Linked DNA regions of Mus musculus: regions 1 and 3 are each linked to region 2. Evidence: chromatin loops called from intact Hi-C (ENCODE). Cell type or tissue: heart. All regions are shown on one strand. Region 1 holds the start of Bcar3 (breast cancer anti-estrogen resistance 3). Region 2 has its middle 9.0 kb from the start of Gm40139. Region 3 has its middle 31 kb from the start of Gm4610.

Evidence for each region. Hi-C counts contacts between places; a loop is a spot of excess contacts. Peaks named below come from ENCODE experiments on the same cell type or tissue, not always from the same donor. Only the 100,000 strongest peaks of a DNase experiment are listed, where the experiment ranks them.
Region 1: a loop joins it to region 2, with 2.1 times the contacts of the local background. A loop is called at or near these places in 7 of 42 quality-filtered maps.
Region 3: it touches region 2 in a loop (2.0-fold over the local background); 2 of 42 quality-filtered maps call a loop at or near these places.

What each region holds. Positions count from the first base shown.
Region 1 is chr3:122,415,962-122,423,961 of GRCm38, forward strand. Bcar3 (breast cancer anti-estrogen resistance 3) reads left to right here and starts at 3,796. Exons shown (of 12, transcript NM_013867.3): 1 at 3,796-4,222. In heart, CTCF peaks have their summits at 3,984 and 4,651; DNase peaks (open chromatin) are centred at 3,860 and 4,710; H3K4me3 peaks cover 3,637 bases; H3K27ac peaks cover 2,809 bases; H3K27me3 peaks cover 1,967 bases.
Region 2 is chr3:122,308,673-122,316,672 of GRCm38, forward strand. No RefSeq gene overlaps it. Among named protein-coding and RNA genes, the nearest start is that of Gm40139, 9.0 kb to the right of the region's middle. In heart, a CTCF peak has its summit at 3,573 (motif pointing right); no DNase peak of the experiment used is centred here; H3K4me3 peaks cover 121 bases; H3K27ac peaks cover 501 bases; H3K27me3 peaks cover 4,609 bases.
Region 3 is chr3:122,357,491-122,365,490 of GRCm38, forward strand. No RefSeq gene overlaps it. Among named protein-coding and RNA genes, the nearest start is that of Gm4610, 31 kb to the right of the region's middle. In heart, no CTCF peak of the experiment used is centred here; DNase peaks (open chromatin) are centred at 3,441 and 5,481; H3K27ac peaks cover 366 bases; H3K27me3 peaks cover 681 bases.

The DNA.
Region 1 (8,000 bases), 110 kb after region 2:
AGTGGATAAGAGCACCCGACTGCTCTTCCGAAGGTCTGGAGTTCAAATCCCAGCAACCACATGGTGGCTCACAACCATCTGTAACAAGATCTGATGCCCTCTTCTGGGGTGTCTGAGGACAGCTACAATGTACTTACATATAATAAATAAATAAATCTTTAAAAAAAAAAAAAAAAGAAAACACGAAAATATAAGCAGCCTCATTTCTTATAAGAGAAATGCAAATTAGAAATTACTTCAATTTTTATTTTACTTGATAAGTTGATGAAAATCCCAGAGATAAATAACATCTGATCAGGCTGGCATTTTCTGTCATTTGTAAATTGACATAATTCCTATGGAAAACAAATTGCCATTACTTATGACAATTAAAAAAAACCATATACTCTTTGAATCAGTAATTTCTAGTTGTGGAAATTTATTTCGTGGATAAACTTGCATGTTTTATTCATTGCAGTATTCTTTGTTCCAGGTGAGACTTGGAAATAAGAGAAATGCTCAGGAAATCTAGTGCTTTCTTCTGATCTATCAGAGCACCAGACATAAACACGGTGCACATACAGACATGCAGGCAAAGGTTTCATATACATAATATATGTAAACCTTTAAGATTTAAGAAAGAAATGCATCTGGATGCATTAAGGATGTGCTCACTGGGAGATTTCTTGTCTGACACGTACAAACCCCTGCATCCAATCCCCAATCTTGTGTAAACCAGGCACGGTGGTGCACACCAGTAACCCCAGCACCGACTGGGAGGCAGGATCTCACATAGTAAACTCCAAGCCAGCCTGGAGTACATGAGTCCCTGTCTTTAGAAAAAAGAATCTGTAGTTGGGAAGTAGGAGGGACCAGTGGAAAGTAAAGGGTTAAAGGGGGAGGTGAATGTGATTATTATATTCACATATGAAAATATAATAAAGCTCATTATTTTATATAATATATGCTAATAAAATAAATGAGAATGTGTCATTCTCTTAGGAATACAACCTAGGTATATACATAACATTTACATTATACTAGGTATATAAGCTATAGAAGATTTGGAGCACACAGATGATATATGTAAATAGCATACCATTTTCTATAAGGGACTTGAGCATCTATGGATTTGGTGTTTGTGGGTTTTCTTAGAGTGTTTCCTCACTTGGGTAGTGAGGAACAATTGTGTGTGTTTGTGTGTGTGTGTGTGTGAGTGGTGTGTAAGACAGAGACAGAGAGACACAGAGACAGGGAGAGACAGAAAGAGACACATAGTTTTAATTGTGGCTTAGGTGAATACTAACCAAAACTGATATTACTCTTTCATTCCGTTAAATTGCACTCTTACTAATTCCTGTTACTGTATAATAATCCACACATATTCACACTAGATGAATGGGAAACTTCTAATCAGTAAAACATTCTTATAGTTTGAAGGGAAAAGAAAACTTGACAAAGAAAGATGAAAGGCCTCTGTAAAGTCTTACGAAATGGTATTCACATCTTTGAGGCCAGTCAGTTGACATGTGAGCCTACAGTCAGCTCCGTTTGTTTGTCAGAAAACAGTAAACAAAATAAAAGGTCTTTGCTCCAGTGGAGCTTGGAGCTCAGCAGAGCTGAGCAGGGTTCCTGCAGTCAGCTGATAGTGCATTGTGACTGCTGTAGTGCAGTCTTGGGAGAGTTTACTGTCGTGACTCTGCTGTTACACGTGGCTGTTTACGAGCTTGCACCCACAGACAAGGCCAGAGCTTTTGAATATTGTGCGATAACGTCTTCTGCCGGCTCGGACTCACAATCCACTGGAACAAACTTAATGTTCTGGAACCAGGTCACCTTTTAAAGGCGACTTCAAAGCAAAACTAAACCAGTGGCCCTTTCACCAGTGACATCGGTGAAGGGTTAAGCGGGGTTATTGTGAAGGTAATACGCACCCGAGCACAGGTCAGGGCTCTGCTTTTAAAGTTTGTAGTTGTATTTATTCTGTTGGAGTTCTCTGGGCTCCAAGGGTCAGGGTGTTCCTTTCTTAGTTCAGATCCAGGACATTTCCTTCCCCTGCCTCTTTCTCTGCTCTTCCCAGGATGCCCAAGATGCAAATATAATGGTTCATCGATGGTGCTGCATCAACGGATAGACTTTCCTTTTTCTTTCTGTCTTTCTTTCTTTTTTTCAAAAACACAAAGTTCCTCAAATTTACTGTTTTGTTTTTGTCTTTGTTTTTCTTTTTGTTTTTTTAATACTTTGTTGTTAAAGCTGTCTGTGGATGTTTTTACTTTGGCCATTCTGTAGCTGCAGAGTCTTTTGATTCGTTTAAAGACATATCCTGTTTGCTTTCCTTGGCCCATCCAGTTGCCTGTCTGTGGTGGTTAATTTTGTCAGTCTGAACACTCTAGAACAGTGGCTGGTTCTCCCGCTTTAACACAGTGGCTGTGGTGACCCCCTCCCCCCAGCCATAAAATTGTTTTTGTTGCTACTTCATAACTGTAATGTTGCTGCTGTTATGAATCATGATGCAAATACCTGGTATTTACATCATATCTGTATATATAGGATATCTGATATGTGACCTCTGTGAAAGAGTCTTTAGGCCCCCTCACCCCCACCCCCCAAGGGGGTTGTAACCCACTTACCTGCCGGGGGCATGGTGGCACATGCCTTTAATCCCAGCACTCGGGAGGCAGAGGCAGGAGGATTTCTGAGTTCAAGAACAGCCTGGTCTACAAAGTGAGCTCCAGGACAGCCAGGGCTACAAGAGAAACCCTGTCTTGAAAAACCAAAAAAAAAAAAAAAAAAAAAAGCCACTGACCTAGAGTCCCCTGGGAAGAGGGAACCTATCACCTCCATCGGATTGGCCTGTGGGCATGTGGGCATGTGGGAGAGGTATTTTCTTGATTAACGTTTGATGTGGGAAGGCTCGACCCACTGTGGGTGGTGCCAGCCCTGGGCAGGTGGGCCCGGATTGCATAAAGAAGCTGAGGAAACCTTGGAGAGCAAGCCAGTGAGCTCTGTCCCTTCACTGCCTCTGCTTGAGTTCCTGCCTTGGCTTCGCCCAATGATGCCTTGTAACAAACAAACACTTCTGAAGCTGCTCTCGATCATAGCGTTCATCTCAGCAACAGAGAAGCAAAGCAGGACACTGTGTAAATAAAAATACCTGGGCTGTTCCCTGTGGAGCCTTCTGTCTTATCCATCTGATCCGAAGGTGTTCCTTACATAGTTTCTATACATTTCCTTTATCGGCTGCATGAATTGCGTAGAGGAGCTCTTAATGACAATTACGTTAACAAGCGGGTTTCCTTTGGCGTTAGTGCTTCGTGTATTTAATTAAGGAATCTTTACAGCCCTTTTTTTTTATTGTTTGTTGTTTGGTTTTGCTTTTGGTTTCTGTTTGATAATTTCTTTAGTGTTACCGTTTTACCTTTTATATGTAGATCTGAAGTCCTCAGGATTTGATTTGGGGTGTGGGGTGGGGTGGGCATCATGATTCTATGACCTGGTATCATATATTGAACTGTGTGCTGTACTCCCACCGTTACCACAGCAATCTTTGGCATAAACCAAGCCACCAGATAGTGCAGAGATGACTTTATAACTAGGTTTTGATAAACAGCATATGTAGGTTCACGAAGCCATCTAGTTCTGCGTGCACGTGTGAGAGTGATTGATTTGCCTGTTCCCGGCTCGCTCGCTGTGGTTACCTTGGTCTTTGTCCCATGAAAGCCTTTTAAATTGAAAGCCAGCCAGGTGTCTGCAGAGCGGGCGGATCTGCTGCGTAATTAAATAACGCCGGGAAGGGGGAGGAGTGGATTAGGCGAGGCTGTCCGGTTGAGTGAGGTTCAGTAAGGAAGAGGTTGAGCTACACTTGAAGTCTAGCTTCTCGGGGGAAGATAAGGGGGAGTCAAAACTCTCAAATCCGGGCGGAGGAGAGCCAGACGAGGTCACCGAATGTAAAAGTCGCCGGGGTTCGGCTCAGCCCGGCGAATCGGCTGGGCGGGGTGGGGCCGCGAAGCCGCAAATCACCAGTTGAGGGCCAGAGAGCGCGCTGCCGGCTCAGAGCTGAGCCTGCAGCCGCCCGGCCAGGCAGCAGCCGGAGCGGGACAGCCGTGCACACCCGCCAGCCGCACCAGCCTCTTGGCGGACGCCCGCGGACCATGAGCCGCCCGAGCTCCGAGAGCAGCTGCGGTGAGGTGAGAGCAGCCCGGCGCTGAACCGCAATCCCGGACTCCGAACGCGGCGCGGGGAGGTGAGTGTGTCCCGTGCGTTCCTGTTCAGCCTCCTGAGCTCCCTCGGTCGGACTGAAACAGGACTGAGAAGTTCTTTAGAGTAAAGTTAGGCATGGGGAAGAGCGCAACCCCCGTCTGTTTGTACCCCCGAGCCCCCGCAAACTAGACATGGGAGTGGGAGTGGGGGTGACCAAAGTGTGTGTGGCGGGGGAGGGAGGGTGAGACTTGTGCCCTCGGGGGTCCTCGGATCCCGGGACTCTCGGGAGTGGAGCGTGGTGATGTGCCTCGAGCATCCCCATCTACTCTTGGGCTCCGGGGCGGAATCTTCCCGGGTGCTGGTTTCTGGACCCCTCCGAACCCTCCTGCTAGTCCAGTTCGGTTTTGCCCAAGGCCGCTCTAAGCTGGGTAGACGAGCTGGCCCAGACGCCTCTGCTGGAAGCCCGAGGCTTTCCTCCACTAATCTCTTGGGAAGTTTGCAAAGAAAGTGAAGGAGCCTGCCCAGTAACTGTTGACAACATCTCCCTCCCCTCGCCTTCCCTTTGTTGAGAAAGAATGAATAGTTGGTTGTGTGCTTCCCCCTGAGTCGGAGAGGGGAAAGCAAAAGGAGGGAGGGACGGGTCGCAGCCCATCTTCCTTTACTCGCTTAGCCTGTGGCCACTTAAAAACTTTAATCAGGTGTAGACTCTTTTTGAAGGGCAGGTGGCAAAGGCAGCGAGCCGGTGATGTGGGGCAGCGCGTCACAGGACTAAGGTTTAACGGTTGTTTGAGGCAAGGTGAAAGGGGGAGTAGCCCGAGTCTAGTTTTTTTTTTTTTTTTCAGTTTTTGTTTTTGTGTTTTGTTTTTCCCTACAGCAGTTAGGGATGGAAAGTAGAGCCCGGAGTTCAGAGAGTCTTTTAAACCTTGACTCTTATCTCCCAAGGTTCCACAGACCTCTCTATGGCAAGTACGTTGGCCCAGGGAAGGTCAGTTTGGAAGCTGATTATCTAATTCTGTGTGGTCCCCCCGCTTCCCCGGGGGGAGGCGAGATCCTGAAGGGGGCTTCGTCACTCTTCGGGAGGCCCACTGGCTAAGCCGTTTGCCCACCCGCGAGTGTGCCAGGAAGCCTCCCCAGTATAAAGAAAACAGTTTACCACGCCAAACACCAACTCACTCACAAGTGCTGTTCAAAAGATCTCAGTTCCTATTGATAAAGGACTGCTTTGTCAGATGGGTACTACTCTTAAGAACCTTACCCGGGCAATCCTTCACTTTATTGCTTGAAATACAATCCGTGGAAGAATTATTCATACTTCAATCGGTTGGCTAGACTTCATAAGGTTACTTCAAAAGGACACCCTAGGTCCCTAAAGCCAAGCACAAGTTCTAAGTGGATAAGCCAATTTTATCTGTGGAATAGTTTCCTCTGCCCTCACTGTCTGATTTTGCAAAGAAGATGAGAGAAGTATAGGTTTGAATTGCAAATTCTCTGTCATGGCCTAGGTGAGGGCAGCTGGGGTAGTGGCATTTCCAGTTTGAAATATACAAGTTCTTAAGGCCCTTCCTTAGATTACCATGTGTGAATGTAACTTGAAAATATCCCATTTCAGAAAACAGAGACAACTCGAAGCAAGTGGGGCAGTCTACCTCCGCCTCCGCTTGCAAGGTCGTCAGGTTTTGTAGTATTGTTTTGGTCATCTTTGTAGAACAAGTGAGTTGGACAGAGGTCATAAACTTTTCAAATGCTCAGCGGTTAACTAGGAAGGCAGGCAGGCGGCAAGGCTGCTGGAGTTTGTCATGAGGTTCACTCACACTCTCCGAGTTCCAGACTCTCAAACTTTCCTATCACTGGATCGTCTGACCTTTGTATCTATTTCAGGATCTGACAGTAGAGGAGGATGGTCAAAGTTTTCACTGGTGTTTGTTTGAAAGCATGGCGGTTCACTTGGAGTCTATGCCCTTTTGTGTCTTTGTCCTCTGCGCTTGGTGTGTTTATATCTGTTGTAGGTTGAAACATCTCCCTCCTCAGCCTCCCTAGCTTCCAAGGTTCTTTTTTTTATGTGAACTCCCACTTCAGTGGGGACACAGTAAACAATCTAGGCAGCCTTGGCTCCTGCACGGTTGGAGGAGATACTATTGCTTGCTGTGCAAGCAAGTCATGAACTTCATGCCTATGATCACATTTAATTTCCACAACAATCCATGAAGACAGGATCGTTGACACCTTTCACGAATGACCCACTGACTGTCAGAGTGTGCTGTGACGTGTCCCAGACCTCATAGCTACCACGCCAGAGGCAGGGTAGATCTTGGAAGCAGTAAATACTGGCTCCAGGACCCTGATTCTGAGTCATACTTTTTTTTTTTCGGATGACCAACTGGTACACAGAAGTGTGTAGGGGCAAGCGGCCTTGGCACAGAAGCATCTGCAAGAGAAGACTAAAGCTCTGGGCAGTCGCTCTAGCCACTCATTCCCAGGCTGGTTGCACTGGAATCTTTCCCCTGGCTGGAGCTGCCTTCAGATCTTCCTGAGCCTGATCCCTTATCTTTTTTCCCCTTAGATCTCGTGTCCTTGTAAGCGAAAGACCCTCCCAGACCAGCGTATCATCAAAAAGTTATCTTTTTCTCCAGCCAGCATCTTTATTTATCATGTCACTCTTGTTCTGTTTTGGATTCTTTGGGGTACTTACAACTTGGGTGTTGCCTGGTTTATTGTCGTGTTTATGTGGTTTTGTTGGACTCGGTACGCCTCAGTTTTAGGCTTCCTGAGAGCAGGGCCCTATGATAGCTCCATTTTTAGTGCCCTGTAAGCCTTCACAGAAAGTCAAGTGAATGAACACAAGTCCTCTGAACTGGGGAAATGAAATTGTACTACCAGCATTAGAGTAAATGCTGAGTAAAAAGAGTATTTTTAGAAAATAATTATTTTTTAACAATTTTATGTGCATAATGGTGTTTGGCCTGCATATATGTCTGTATGAAGGTGTCAGATCTCCTGGAACTGGAGTTGCAGACAGTCATGAGCTGCCTTGTAGGTGTTGGGATTTGAATCTAGGTCTTCTGGAAGAGTGACTAGTGCTCTTAATTACTGAGCCATCCCTCCAATCCCCAACATTCATTCTTACTGTAAGCTTCCTCTATAAAAGATTTAACCTTGTAAGGTCTAGGCCACCTCATATTGTTTGGTTTTGTTTTTATTTTGAAGACCTAGTACAGTGTCCACCATATTTGAGGCCTTGCATCATTTGATTCTGTTACCCAGGTAGACAATTTAAGTGAAAGATGCTTGCTACCCAAGAGAATCCTCCAATGCTGTCTTCTCAATCCTGGGTCAAGACTGGGCAGTGCCATAGAGCTTTAAAAATGCTGATGCGGTGTCTTCCCCACAGAGATTCCGATTTTAGCATCTGGGCTGTGGTTGAGCCTCACAGTAAATAATCCGTATAGGATTTTTACACACAACCTGGCTGAGCCATGGGTTTCTGTGTTTTCAGAACTTCTTCTCTACTTTGGTCCCGACAGGCTTGAGGCAGCCATGGTGAGAGGTAGGGATGCAGTCCATGTTCTGTTGGTGGTTCCTGGTAGTGTGGGCGATACTTTCACATCCACTATCATAGGCGGTACTACTAAGTGCTCTGACCTATGCCCTCCATGTTGGTGACTCCTTCTGGAACCACGTCTCACATAACGGACTCTAACCTCTGTCTACACTGAACTGCCCCCTGGTACCTCACACACAGTTCCACTTGGTGAGCTTATCTTCCTCCTGCATGGATCCCTTCTGAAACCTCTTGTGCATAGTAGCATCATGCTGTCTTCCCG
Region 2 (8,000 bases):
ATGAGGATGGAGGATGGGAGGATGGAGGATGGAAGATGGCTGAGGATCGGAGCAGAGCGAAATAGTAAAGGACTTTGAAGAGCAGGAGGAAGAAAGTCTGTAGTGTGTATTGAAGGGTGTCTGTCTTGAACTAGGCATAGGCAGTACCCAAGAGTCAGGTAGAGAAGGAAAAAGGAAGAGGAAGAAGATTCCAACTATCGCTAGGGAAGACCCGAGCCCTCATGGAGCCGACTGCAGAGGCAGCCTGATTTCAGACTCCTCTCCTCTCAATCTCCCTGGCTTTATCTGTAAAATAACTGAGGGAAGGGGGAAAAAGGAGGGAGAGAGAGGGGAAGAGAGGGAAAGAGGAGGGAGGGAAGAAAGGAGGGAGGGAGAATGAGAGAGGCCTCACATCAAGAGCCTCTAGCATCAGAGGGTAGTGACAGTCACCATGCCCACTCACATGCAGGCAAAGTCAGCCTCACAGAACCTATGCAGGAAGCCGCGGGTGGATACCACAAAGCAGCGGCAGGGGTTCCTGTTGGCACACCTGCTGCTTTAGCCGGATATGCAGGGACCAGGGAGAGGGGATGGCTGTGGAGCAATTCAGGAAGGCGCCGCCCTGGGATGCTCAAGACAGACAAGCTAGTTCTGTTCTTGTGAGTGTCTCTTTTGTCTATGGCTCTTCATACTTTTGGTTTCTTCTGTTTGCTCACCTGAAGGCAATTTCAGAACTTTGGTAAAATACAGGTTGGTACCTGTTTTTATAATTACAGCTTAGATAGTTGGGGTGCTTGATTCTGTCTTTGTTTTTGTTGGATTCCTCGAGATCTTGGTACCATGATGACTGTCTTGAGCTTGGGCCATAGCTGAACCGCCTTCAGTGTGACCAGCAATTGCCTGCTGACCCAGTTTTCATTTCCAAATGGCTTTATGAATCACTCACTCATGAAAGTAAAGCTAGAAACTACAACATAATTTTAAACTATTACCTGGGGGAAACTACTGGGAAAATACACAAAAGTATTCTCTCAGCTTCTCAGGGACCTTATGCCACCATAATAGAAGAAACGAGATCATGGCGTGTGTCCATTGTGACTAATACAAGTGTCTGCTAGATAGTCTAGGGCCAGATAGGACACTAGATTCTGGGTTCACAGGAGGGACTAAGACAACACAGTCCTTACTCTCATGGAATGTTCTCCTATACTTTCCCAAATAGCTGCCAGGGCCAAGAGGGGTCACTCAGTGTACACTGCTTTCTTAGTGTGTAAGAGAAACCATGTCAACCTCCAACATCACCAACAAACCAAAATGGCCGTTCAACGCTTCCTTAAAAGGACAACCTGCCGTGTTCTGCATCCACTTAGTTTTTGAGAAACAGTGGTTTTCCCCTACTTTTCTTTTATTAAAATTTGATTTTTTCAGCATGAAGGAGAATTGGGGTGTGTATACATTTCCCCAGATGACCAGCATTGTATTCGTGAATACTGTGTATCTGGAATGAGCAGTGCGCAAGCTGTTCATTTTTCAATCTGAAGTAAAATACTTTCAAGAGCCAAAAAAAAAAAATTTTTTTTTCATAACTATACTTCTTGGATTTTAAAAAATTAATTAATATATTAATTTATTTAGATCCCGGAACACTGCCTCCCTTCTCAGCCCCCTTCACAAAGAGTCCCTCCAACCCCCTTCTCTGAGAGTGTGGGGCCCCTAGGTATCTCCCCACCCTGTCAAATCCTGTTTCATTTTCTCAGAGGATACCTTGGAGGCAGCCTGAACCTGACCTTGGAATCCCACAGGTGGATGAGGAGTGGCTTCCGTCTGGTTGCTGTGTAGTCCTTGCCAGTCTGCTGCCCAGGCTACTTTCCCACCCAGCCAAGCTGCCCTCTCGCATCCTCCCATGGCTCCAAAGTTACAGGGTGAGGCTTACAGATATTCCACACTTCCCACTGACTTCCCACGGTGTGTTAAGACCCCGTGAACATCTCACGTCACTAAGTCCATGTGCTTCCGCAAGGTCTTGAGAATGCCAAGGTCCCTAAAACATGAAGGACCCCTAGGGGGGAAAAATAGGTCAAGATCACTACTCTAGATGCTTCTGTTTTGGAGGTAAAATTGAGATGAAAAACAGACACCACCCCCTTCTATAGGCGGTTATGTCTGTGTTGAGAAGTAGATTCACTCTTTCTTAAATCTACTGATTTCTACTTCTCGGAGCTCCCTGGATAAATCTCTCTCGTGTCCTAAGAGAGCAGGAAATAAACAGCGAGGAGGAGGAGGAGGAGGAGGAGGAGGAGGAGGAGGAGGAGGAGGAGGAGGAGGAGGAGGAGGCGGCTCTGGGCCTCCTGGGAGGAGGTAAGAATGCCTGAGAAGCACAGCAGGACCACCCCCACCCCACCCCCATCCCCGCCTTCCCCTCAGGAGGCACGGGGCGGGGGGAGGGGATAAGGGGGTAAGCACATATATAGCCCAACGCAGTGCCTGGAGCATAGCGAGTGTTCCATAAATAGTTATTAAAAGTATGCCGGGTGTGGTGGCGCACGCCTTTAATCCCAGCACTCGGGAGGCAGAGGCAGAGGCAGGTGGATCTCTGAGTTCGAGGCCAGCCTGGTCTACAAAGTGAGTTCCAGGACAGCCAGAGCTATACAGAGAAACCCTGTCTCGAAAAACAAAAAACAAAAAACAACAACAACAAAAAAAAAGTATGGAAGAAAAAAGCCGGTCGTGGTGGCGCACGCCTTTAATCCCAGCACTCGGGAGGCAGAGGCAGGCGGATTTCTAAGTTCGAAGCCAGCCTGGTCTATAAAGTGAGTTCCAGGACAGCCAGGGCTACACAGAGAAACCCTGTCTCGAAACCCAAATAAAATAAAATAAAAAATAAAGTAGGGAAGAAAGGCACCAAGGAGAACTTGTGTGGACAGAGACCTAGGCTTCTGAGAAGGGGGCGAAGAAAATATGGACAAAAAACCTAAAGTCGGGATAAAGAGAATTTTTACTCATCTTGTAAACAGATTCCTACAGTGCCATTGAAAACGCTGGGGACAATTCCTATTGAGAGGATATGTTTGGTGGGTGTCAGAGGGTTTGTGCCTTTGCTCTTACCACCTGGGAAGAGCAAGGGCTGTGACCCCAGTGAACACAGGCTATAGTGGCTGGTACACAGGCCAGCAGTGGTCCTGCTCGGACAGACACACTGAAAGCCAGTTCACTATGTCCTTGACCTGTGTCCATGGATTCTTCAGCAGGGATATGGCGCTTATCATGATGTCCATAGAGCCCAACACCATTGGAGGGTTTTCAGGTAGTGAGTGGGAATCACGAAGAGCAGGTTTGGCACTCTAGGGACCATTAATCTGAGCCTATAGAAAAGTCATAGGAGCCAGCAAGAACGTAAGCTTGAATATGAGACACCTGACCATCTTTGTAAATCTCTTTCACACTCAACCACCTTGCAATTTGTAAGAGAAGCAGAGAAGACACCGATGTCCCCCATTCTATCAGTGAGGGAATCAAAGTTAATAAGGAGGAATAATTCCCAGGGTCACGCAACCCTGTGTCCAGGGTTGTTGTTGGAAGTTTACAGCTGCAGTGCTAGAAATGGCCAGCAGAGGGCACCCTCCACAAAGTGGTTGTTTGCAGTCTTTGTAGAGAGCAATGGTAACTCTGCTAGTATTGGTTCAGAGGGCAGGCAGGAGCTTTCTCACCAGATAAAATGCTACCTTGGTGATTTTTTTCCTCTCAGAGAATGCTTACCTAAACTGAATCCTGAAATACCAGGTAAAAGATCAGTCTACTAAGCAACCATCTGATAGCCTTCAAAAATAGCAAGGGTCAAAGAATTAAAAAATAGCAGTTCCATGTTTATGAAGATTAAAGAGATGGAACAACTAGATATAATGAATGAACGAACGAGTGAACAAACGAATGAATGATTTGAATGGGTCCTTGGGTGGGAAAAAGCCATAGACATAAGAAATATTAAGGTGGTTGATAGCATCTTAATTTGGACTGTGGGTTAGATAAATTGTGTCAATATTATGCTTTTCAAAGTTGTTAACTGTGCTGTGTTTTGACATGTTTCTCTCAAAATAATTTAGGGGGAAATGGGCATAATGTCCTTAACCTGTTTTTGAATGATACCTTCCCACCCCCACCCAAGAATAAAAGTCATAATAGAAACAGATGTAGGTAAAATGTGAACCTAGGTAGAGTGGATGGGAATTCCACATGCTGTACTTACGACTTTTCCGTAACTTCAAACTTATATCCAAATAAAAGACACACACATGCACATCTTATTCCGGAAGAGCCTTCCTACCTGATTTGAGGTCTAAAGTTCCCTCAGTGGGTTAGGGAGTACAGAGGGGCCTCTTAGGAAAGTGTGGCTTTGGCCCTCTGCAGAGCACTGACCTTTGCCCTGGGCTGGCCAGGGCACCTGTGTGCAAAGCTTATCTGAACCACCAGACAAGCAGGCGACCTTCACTGCACATGTTTGTGAATGCAACACACGCCTGTACTTGGCAGGAGAGCAGGGACCTTGCCCAAAAAAAGCAATCTGGAGCAAGGGAATGGGACAGAGGGAGCGCTCCAAGGTCTGTGCAGCAGAGAACAGAAGCATTCCTTAGCGTGGGTAAAGCCGCTACTTACTGCTTTCTGGGTTAGTCCTTCCAGAACATCCGGCTCCTAGGATCTGAGCATGGGTGATGTACATAGTCAAATATTAACAGGAAAATGATGCCGTGAGGAGAAGCTACTAGAGAGGACCCAGGATAGGGAGAGCCCAAGGTATACTGGAGAGGAGGCAGAGCCTAAGGGTGACCTCTCCCACCTACAGGATTCTGGTTCACACAGGCTTGGGATATGCAAGTCAAGTACTTACATCTCTAACAAGCCACCCGATTGGACCACACACAGTTGCAATGGCATAGGACACGACCATCCTGGCCATCTGTAGGTCTTTCCACCATGGCTAAAACTGCACATGAAAAAGTATTTTAAGAGGGGTTGGAGGGCCGGAGGGCTGGAGGGCTGGCTCAGCAGTTAAGAGCACTGACTGCTCTTCCAGAGGTCCTGAGTTCAATTCCCAGCAACCACATGGTGGCTCACAACCATCTGTAGTGGGATCTGATGCCCTCTTCTGGTGTGTCCGAAGACAGCTACAGTGTACTCTTATACATAAAATCAATAAATCTTTTTTTAAAAAGTATTCTAAGAGATCCAAGGGAAACTGGGGCTACTTTGGGGTGCACAGTGGTTCTTTGGACCGGACAACATCATGGATGAATGAACTCAAACTGAGATCAGGAGGGCATGGGATAGAGGAAGTTCCTTGAGAGAGGAGCGGAATGCACAAGCGAAGCCCAGCTGGTCCAAGCTCCTCCTCTGAGTTCTCTAGGGAAATAATGAGAAGAAAGGCAGGGGGTGAGGCAGGGAGGCTGCTATTGCTGGGACAGAGTGAGACTAAAGGAGACGTGACCAGAGGCAGCACCTTCAAAAGACCTGGTAGAGCTGCGAAAGCTGGCCAGGGGGAGGGGAAACGAGATAGGAGATCCAGGCCCTAGGCTCCAGTGAGATAAGGGCCGGAGGAAAGGGACTGTCCTGTCCGTGAGTCATGGAAAGAAGAGTGGTTAAGCACTGTAGCTAAGAGGGAGCTGAGCTCTACAAAGAGTTCCTTGTTTTCTTAAAGACTCCTGTCCTCTGATACCACCAAAGGAGGTGTGGGATATTCAAGTTTGGAAAGATAATCCCTATACATATACACATACACATACATATGTATACGTGACAGGGAATCAAACTAGGGCCTCCCATATGTTAAGCAAATGTGAGTCATAGCCTCAGCTATATAGTGAGACCCCATGTTAAAAAGAGTAGTGATTGGCTCTTCAGGGCTCTGACCTAAACAGTGGCTCAGTCAATCCCCTTGTGGGTTCATAATATAATGACGTTATTGGGAGGTGGAGCTAGCTGGAGGAAAAGGTCGTGGAGGTCACACCCTGGAGAGACAATGCCACTTACCTAATCCCATCTCTGTCTCTCTCTTCCTGCCTTCTGTCCAACAGTGTTCCTCAGCGGCATCCTTTAGCCACGAGGGTCCGTCTCACCATTGTCTCAGAGAAGCTGTCTACGGGCCCGGGCTCTCTGAAACCACAAGGCCAATGGATGCATCCTCCTCAGAAAGGCTTTCTCTCAGGTGTCTGTCGTGGTGATTGACATTCATAGCTGCTGACCAGAGAGGCTGATGTTGAAGGGAGATGAGGATTTTAGACAGAGTTTTGAAGCTATGCAGGAAGCCTAAGGTTTCCTCACACTGACTTCTGGGTGATCTGACTTGGAGGGGTGTACGCTCTGGGGAGGGGTAGGCATAACAACTACCTTAACTATATGCAATACTTTGCCTATGTCCTTAGAGAAACATAAGGGGCTAATATTCCAGAATTATTTTGATTACAGAAGTATTGCTGTTGAAGATTACATATACATATATATATATACACACATATACACATATACATATATACATCTGTAAAAGAATATGTTATCCAAGGACCTAGAGATAACGTATAATTCCCACTTCATTTTAATTCTGCTATTTTACATTTCATATTTTATCCTGCAACAAGTATATTCTAATCTTAATTCTCCTTACTGTGGAATTAAGTGCCCCATTAATGAAGCAGTTGTTAATATATGCAAATAGTATAAAGTGATATAACTAGCAAAGACCTCTTAATGACGAATTAGCATAACATGCTAATGCCCCATGCTTTGCCACTCTTATTCCTGTTCTGAGGCAGATTTTAAGTGTTTTTGCTCCGATTACTTGTGTTAGTTAATGCCACGTTCTGAAATAAGACACCATTTACTAATCTAGCAACCCATTTGCTTCCTGCTGTCTTCCTACTACCGGGAAGCCAGCTCACTTCTGTGCCACGGGAATACAGGAACAAGGTAGAGCCCTGTGACTTATTTACAGCCCATGTGCAGAGGGGATTTAGCACCATTTCCTAAAGCCGTGGCTTTGGGAAATGATAAAATCCCATTCGGGTTCAAGGGGAGGAGAAGCAGCCCCCATCACCTGATAGAAGGTGTTTTTTTTTTTTTTTTTTTTTAAAGATTTATTTATTTATTATATGTAAGTACACTGTAGTTGTCTTCAGATACACCAGAAGAGGGCATCAGATCTCATTACGGGTGGTTGTGAGCCACCATGTGGTTGCTGGGATTTGAACTTCGGACCTTCAGAAGAGCAGTCGGGTGCTCTTACCCACTGAGCCATCTCACCAGCCCCTAGAAGGTGTTTTGTCGTGAAGTTTTAAACGTAGCACAAGGGATGGAAGATACTATTTCACCCATCCTTGGGAGCACTGGTTTTCACTAGACTTATTTTGTATCATGTTTATAGATTTTTCACTATGTATATATTCACAAATTAATTATTGTAGATCGTATTTCAATGTATTCACTTTGCAGCCCTAGGATGTAGCTATCGTTCTTTCTACGTATCCAGAGGTGGCTCATGTACATGATTGTTTAGCTGACACACTATTTAAAGATTGTGGGTTTGCGACTTCTGTATCAGAAGACTGGATACATTAGTGAGGTCTCCTCGGATCATCTGTAGACTGGAGATGAGGTGTGCATGGGTGATCCCATCCAGAAGTTCTCTGTTTGCCACAGCCCCCAACCAGCCCTGATTTAGAAAGAATAGCTTCCCGTCCTACCGTGGAAAATAATAAGAGCGATATTTGGCTTTTGTGCTCTCTCTCTCTCTCTCCCTCCCTCTCTCTCTCTCTCTCTCTCTCTCTCTTCCTTTCTATCTGCTTTTTCTTTGGAAAAGACCACCGTGTAGACACTTTCTGTTTAAAGGGTACCGACGGCACACTGCTCATCTGAAGAACAGGGACAAATGATGTGCTAAAGTTCCAGAACGGTCCAGCTGCTCCATTCCAACTCTTCCCACGCTGGTCCTGTTAGAAGTTCCTGGGGTGGAGCACAGGTCTCCTGAAGACCTGGGA
Region 3 (8,000 bases), 49 kb after region 2:
CCTCAAATGCAAGCTGGGGAAGAAACCTTTTCCCTACAAGATGCTTTTGGTCACAGTATTTTAGCATAGCAAAGAAAGAAGCTAGAAGAGAGTCTTAGTTCATTTTCTGTTATATCAATAACCGAAGCCAGATAGTTTGCAGTGAGTGGAAGATAGGCGGGACAAGATGGTGTCCATCTGTCACCCCAGCACTGCAGAGGCCAGCGCAGGAGGATCACAAGTTCAAGGTCAGCCTGACTATATAACAAGACTATATTACAAACCAACAACACAGAGGTAGTTTACTTGGCTTATGGCTCTGAAAGCTGGGCAGTCCAAGAGCATGACCTACATAGAGCATCTAGTGAGAGCTTTATTGCTACTTACAATACAGCGGGGCATCACATGGTGAAACAGACCAGCTCATGTCTCTTCTTCTTTTTTAAATATCTATTTATTTTATGTGTATGAGTATTCTGTGGCTGCCTTCAGACACACCAGAGAGGGCATCAGATCTCATCACAGATGGTTGTGAGCTACCATGTCGTTGCTGGGAATTGAACTCAGGACCTCTGGAAGAGCAGTCAGTGCTCTTAACTGCTGAGCTATCTCTCCAGCCCCTATGTCTCTTCTTATAAAGCCACTTGTGCCATTACAGGAGCCCATCCAATGTTAATTACTTCTCAAAGTTCCACCTCCAATACCATTAGTATATAAATATGGAAATTGTATTTCCAACACATGAACCTAGACTCTTGCTGGGCAAGGGTAGGCTCTGTCACTGAGCTACGTCCACAGTTCACCAACAGGTGACTCTTTGAGGACATATTCAAACCATAGCAGAAACTACCCCAGAACCGGTTAGTTTGAGAGCCCATAAGGTGGCTGCCATGGCTTATTGTCTTCTAGCCACAATCCATACAATCTCCCCAGCACACTGAGTTACACCTGGCCTGTGGGACCATATCAGTATGGCAGAGAGGAGGGGAGAGTGGAAGTGACTGATGGTGTTGTGGACGGTCTATCAGATTGTCCTGGGGGATAACAACCCTCTGCTTTAAGGATGTGCTTGCGTCTGTGGAGAGACTGATTTAGAGATGACCTGAGGGTCCCTGATGTCAGTTTCCCCATGAAGTGAGCATGGTCCTCGTGGGAACAGATGCAGATGGCTGCAGCTCTAGCTAACTTGTTCCATCACCCTCATGAGCCAGAACCAAATTCCCGGCCACAGACACTGTGAGAGAGAATAGACTATTAGTATAGCCTTTGTCCACTGAGTTTTGAAGTTATTCACTTTTGTACTCAGAAATATTCAAGTTAAGAACATGGGTCTTCTAATAGCCAATCCAGAAATCCCTTTTCTTTTTCAATTTATCACTATCCTAAAGGTTTTAATTGTCGTATGTGTGTATTCATATGTGAAGTTGGGTACATGTATGTGGGCACATGCCACACGGGCCAGAGGACACCTTGGGTGTCATTCTCCGGAACGATCTACTTTGGCTCTGGAAGCCACTTCACTGGCATAGAGCTTACCAAGTAGGCAAGGCCAGGTAGCCAGCAACCCCCAGGTCCCTCCTGTCTCTTCCAACTGCTGGGGCCACAAGTGGGCGTTCCCACATCAGCAGTTTTAACACATGTTCTGAGAGTTGGATTTAGACCCTTAGCTTGCACACTAAGAATGTTACTGACCAAGCTATCTCCCCAGTCTCCTCAAAAGTTCTTGCTACAGAAGTGATTAAGTAACTTTATTAATATTAGATAAAGAAATGTAGCATTATATGATTCAATAAAATACATTGTATGTTTTTAAAAGGATGAATGGTTAGGAAAGATGTTTGCAAAGTTACGCAGACTATTTCTTTTCTTTCCAAGTCTCAATAGGAAGGAGGTGGCATTTCATGGTGTCCCTTCAATCACTTTCTTTATATGGTGGCATTTTGGCAGAAGGGTTTCTTTCCTGGGTGGTAGCATTTCTGAAATAGCTGTATGTGGGTTGTATTTGTTTGTTTTCTAAATAGTAGGCTTACAAAAACTCCCTTGTTTCAACTTGTAAAACAGTGTACTTCAGCAGAAGCGCACAGTTCCTGCCAGCGTCTAAATGCAAGAGACTTAGTGCCAGTGAGCGTGTTCTCAGATCCATTTAGCTTAGGCAAGGACAAAGACAGGCATGGAATCCGTGTGGGTAATGAACTGCCTCTCTTAGGTGTAAATTCCATTTTGAACAGACCCAGATGCTCAAGTGACCGGGAGATGATAGAACCTGGCAGATGGCGAGAAGTGAGGCTGAGTCCCCGAGAGTACTGGTTTCAATCACAGCCCACACAGGAACACTTAACTGAGACTTAACTGAGACCTGGGGAATTATTAGGAACAATTAGCACCCCACCCAAGGCCCCTCATACAGCCTAAAACTGCAGCCTTTGCCTTCTTCCCAGGCTCCACCCTGATCTATGGAAGTTACCGTAGAGCCCAGGGGATAACAGAGGACGGGCCACAGCCCAGCAAGTGTGATGTCCCTCACTCAGACTCTTCTCTCCGCAAAAATCTTCAAGCTGCCACATTGCTTTTTCAGAAAGATGTCTTCATTGGCACAGGTTGCATCAACCACACCCTCACGGCTGGTACCCTGGGTGAACCGAAAGGATGATAAAAGGTCAGAAATGCTGGTAAGAGGTGCTGAGTCAGCACTTCTCCCTAGACCACGGTATATGATGTGATTCGGGAAGCTATCCGGGTTCCAATTCAAATCTGGACTCTATCACTTAATATCTGTATCACCTCAGCAAGTTAGTTTTCAAATCTGCCCAGAGGCACCCCTGAGACCACTAATTCTCAACCTTTCCAGCACCCCGTTTAATACAACTCCTCATGTTACGGTGACCACCCCCAACCATAGACTTGTCTTTATTGCTACTTCATAGCTATAGTTTTGTGACTGTTATGAATCATAGTATAAATATCTTATATTCAGGATATCTGATATGGGAACCCTGTGAAAGGGGTGTTCAATTCCTGAAAGGGTCATGACCCACAGGTTGAGTACCACTTAGAGTGTGACCGAGAGGGCTACCTTTAAGAATAAGACAATAGCGACCTGTTGTTGTATACTTGCTATGTGCCAGGCGGTAGGTGTGGGTTTAGTTAATCTTCACCCTTTTGTGAAGTAGACACTTTCATCATCTTTCTATTGATAAAACAACCCAGGCACAGAAAGGCTAAGTAACACCCTCATAGTCACGGAGTTAACAGGTGTCAGAGTCATGCTTCAAATCCATGTGTTCTGACCCAAGCACTACAGAGCGAAGACAGGCAGGCGTTGAGCCAAGCAGACTTGTGCTCCTCTGTAGTTATCCAGCTAGCCAGAGGCAGAGGATGTGGAAGTCAGCAGGCACACGGCTGGAAACACAGCTGGAAACACAGCCAGTACTCCGGGGGTAATTCCTGACTTCCTATTAGAAACAAACAAAAAAACCAGGCTGTGCTGATTTTCCCATTGGCTTCTTGGCTGTGACAGCTGGTCCCTCCTGCCTATGGCCTAAGATAGCAAAGATGTTAGGCTAGGCCACTGGACCAGAACAAAAAGGGTGGGAAAGGCTGCCCTCTTCCTGACCTCCGCTCTGCTTAGCCACCAGTCCTGTGGAAATCCAATCAAGGGCTTGGGGGCTGGAAGAGGATAGGCCCAGAGTGTAGGGGGAGGGGAGGGTTGAGCAAAAAGACAAAGGTAAGAAAATAACGCTGAGCGGGAAGATCAGATCAGCCCAGGGACACCTTCTGATTGGGGTCCCCTGAACCTTGATGGGAACCGCAGGTCTCCCCTACAGCCCATTAACAAGCTCAGACTTGAGCGAGGATCACCCACAATAGGCTGGTGGAGAGGTGGGTGAGGGAGACACTGTTCCCTATGGGATTAAACTGGATGGCCCAGTTTGTGGCTAGAAGGTTCCATCACCACAATAGGCCCCTAAGCTTTGTGCTGATTATACCTGTCTGGGCAAAAGGGCATCTCTTTGGACATGGTGACTGTCCTGGCCTAGTGTGCCTCATTTGTGACTCTGCCAGCATGTGGTAGTGGGATGATACCTTCCGGGGTGACCTGACTTCTCCAATGGCAGCACTTCCTAGTGTTACCTCTCATGTCTCTGTCACAAAGGCTCTTGAGGCTGGCATTGTACTGTGCTACACTCACACTTTAGACACATCCTATGCCCTCAGGACAGGGCCAAGGACAGGGTTTATAGAACTAGGTGTCCAGTCGCTAGGCCCCTGGTTCAGAAGTTATTAGGAGCTGCAAGGTGGCAACAGTATAGCATTAAACCAGTTGTAGGGTCCTTCTGAGCTCAGGGGCTTATGCTTGATGCAGCTTATCACACACCGATGGAGCCAGCTCTGCCATGGGCTCAGAGAGGCTCATGTTCCATAGGCAAGGTTAACCGGGTCAGAGAAATTACACAGTGTACCTCTTAAGTCATTTATATCTTTGAATATTAAAATATTGCATCATGAGATCCAACTATCAAGATTTTAGCAAGTCATTACAGGGTTTATAAAACTCCAGAGAACCTTAACTCCGGGCGATCAGAACATGTAGGTGTGTATGTATTAACTCAGCGGTTTGTGCTTGCTTCTAAGCGTACCCCTAACTTCTCCCCTTCCCTGGGTGCAGGTGATTTCATCTCACAACCGCACTAAGGCCGAATGTACCCTTCTAACTGGAGCGAAGATCACTTGAGCTTGGCATGAAGCCAGGCTACCCAGAGACGACAATTTCTAGGGGAGTCCATGTTTATAGCCCAGTGGTACAGCTAGAGACTCAGAGACCAGAAACAAGAAGACTAGTTCATGCAAATAGAGGAGGAAGAGTGTGCAATAGTGTTCAAGGTTGGACAAGGAGGGTGGAGGTAGGACCTGGTCCAAGCCCACCCTTTCAAGAAAAGCATGCCTTCAGAAAAACCAAAGCTCTGACACACACACACACACACACACACACACACACACACACACGCACGCGCACGCGCACGCGCACACGCACATGCACACGCACACACACACCTTCTCTAGAGGCTCTGCTTTCTGACTTGGCTCCCAAGTTAAGCTTCCTTGATCTGAAGGATCCTAAGGTCATCAGACTTAGCAAACAAAGACACAGGATATGAGTCAAATTCAAATTTCAGTTCAACAATGAATTATGTTTTAGTATAAATATGACCTTTTCAATAGTTACTTCGAATAGGAATTCTCTGTTGTCTTAAGTTTCAACTTGACCAGAAAGTCTGCATCTAGTCTGCCACCTTGGGTGGCTACTCTCCCTCTACCTCTCCCAACCTGGGACCAGGACTGGCTCTTCACAGCTGCACATAACTCCAGACTCCAGCAGAGCTCACCAGGCTGTTTGCACTTAGCTGCTGATCTACCCTGCCCAGCCCAACCCTGCAGAGGTACACTTCACTGGCACCGTTGGAGAAGCTGCTAACCACTGTGAGAGATCTGGTGCCTGGCAGCCTCATCTCTGACCCGAGGCCAGCTCTGCTTAGCCCCAGTGCATTCCTTCCTGGCTCAGCTCATCCTTGGTGCTGGTACCAGCAGGGGGAGGAGGAGGAGGAGGAGGAGGAGGAGGAGGAGGAGGAGGAGGAGGAGGAGGAGGAGGAGGAGGCTGAGCTCAAGCCCAAGTTTCACTCCGTTGGCAGCCTGCAGGCCTACAGGGTGGGCTCTTGGTGGGTTAAGGTTGTGATTATGGCTTGGGGATGCCTGTTAGATAAGTTTTTCTGTATTTCAGTTCTTAATTTCCATGTTTGGAAATGAGCAGATTTCCTTAAAGGATATCATTCAGTCTGCTTACTACTCTAAGGTCATCCATCTTGTCCCTACTTTGAAGTCAAGGAAACTAAGATGCTACAGTCTTATCATAGGTGGGTGCCAAAGTTTAAACTAAATTCCAGTCTTTTTAATTCAAATATATGCCCTATACTCTGTACAGCCACATCACTGACCTCACACTCTAAGCTTCCGAGTGGTCACTGCTCACACTTTACTTTCTACCCAGTCTGATGTCTTCCGAATTTTGCCACTTGATAAAACTGCCTTAATTTTCTTGAGCTTCCTCAGAAAAATTAACACAAACTCGATGAGTTAACGCAACAGAAATTTATTGTGGTAGTCTGATGTTGTTGCCCAATGCTGACTGGAATACCTGATGCTGGGTAACCTTATAAAGAAAACAAGTGTTGTTTACCTTACAGTTTTGGAGGCTCAAAAACCATGTAACCCCCATTGGTTTGGTCTCTGGTGCAGACCCAAGGATTGATGCTATCATAATAGAATACCTGTGTCAGCAAGACATAGCATGACTAGACAGGGAGCCCCACGGAGACCTTGGCCAGGTTCCACTATTATAACAGCTTGCCCTTGTGAGAACTCACTCTAGGAGAACAGCGTCTCCAGGGACCTAGCAGCCTACCACAAAGCTGTTCTTCTTCAAGGGTCCTATCACCCCATGAACATCTGGAGGGCAAATCACATCAAATACATCTGGTCTCACACCTCAAGAGCCAGAAAAGCTCGAAAGTGTCAAGCTATGAGCAAGGCTGACTCCTGGAGTCTCTGAGGGAAGATGCTCTCAGTCTCTGCTTGCTCCTGGAAGGAGGCACCATGTGGCCCTCCAAGGCGTGTGACCGAATTGCCCAACTTGCCCCATCATCTTTGATTTTTTTTAAATATAATATTTTAATTTTAATTAAAAATATTGTCATATGATATGTTTTGAAGATGTTTTTCCCTCCCCCAACTCCTCACGGGTCCTCCCACCTCCCTACCCAAGCAGCTTTATGTTCTTTTTCTTTTAAAAAATAAGACACACACAAAAAAGGAGGTAAAACAGACAGACAGACAGACAGACAGACACACACACACACACACCACAGACACAGACACAAAACCAAAACAACCCCCAACCACAATTTAAAAAAGAAAAAAGCAAAACAAAACCTCAAAACTTCACTGGTATATCAATCACACTTCAGGTCAGGCCCCATGCCCAAGAGTTGTTGGGCGACACAAAGGACCCCAGTGGCATTTTTGTGGACTTTTTGTTTTATTCTGCTTTATTTTGGCACATGACTCCTTTTCTATACATCTCTCAGTGTCTGCTTCCATCCACATTTCCTTGTCTCTGCCACAAAGACACTATTAAGCTTGCCCTAATGCACTGTGACCTCATGTTAACATCCGCACAAGCCCGTGGCCACAGAAGCCTGCATTCTCAAGTTCTAGACAGACGTGAATTCCTAAGCAGTGTATGTGTGTGTGTGTGTGTGTGTGTGTGTGTGTGTGTGTGTGTGTGTAGGGGGAAGCACACACTGCTTAGCCTAGTATACTGGTATTTCCCTGGTTGAGACTCTCACCAGCACTGGACAGCACAGAAAACTCTGTATTGAGCATCTGTGTTAAGGCTTTGCCCTCTCCAGTCCATTGCTTTCTGGAAAATAAATTCACCTGTAGCTCTGTCTCCCTGACTTCAAAATACTAATGTGTCTATATAGCTGACAGCAGCGGCTCTCAGTCTTAAGTGTGTAAAAGGGTCAAGAGGAGAGGGTCTCAACCTTCGAGTCACAACCCCCCAAGGAAGGGTTGAACAATCCTTTCAAGGGATTAGCAGATATCCTGCATGCCAGCTGTTTACATTACAATTCACAGCAGTAGCAAAATTACAGTTATGAAGTAGCAACAAAATATTTTATGGTTGGGGTCACCACAACGTGAGGAATTGTGTTAAATGTCACAGCATTAGGAAGGCTGGGAACCACTGGCCTACAGAGAAGCCTTTTAGAATCCAAACTTTCTGATTTATGGACGAAGGGAAAAGGTCAGGAATTTGCATTCTGACCAGTTCCAGAAGATTCTGTAGAAAAAAAGATTCAGACTGTATCATGGCATATAAGAATCCTTGGTCTGATCCAGTTTCTATTTTTAGTTGTATCATCCAGCGCTCCAGCCTCAGCCATGAAGCCTGAGTGCAGCCAGCA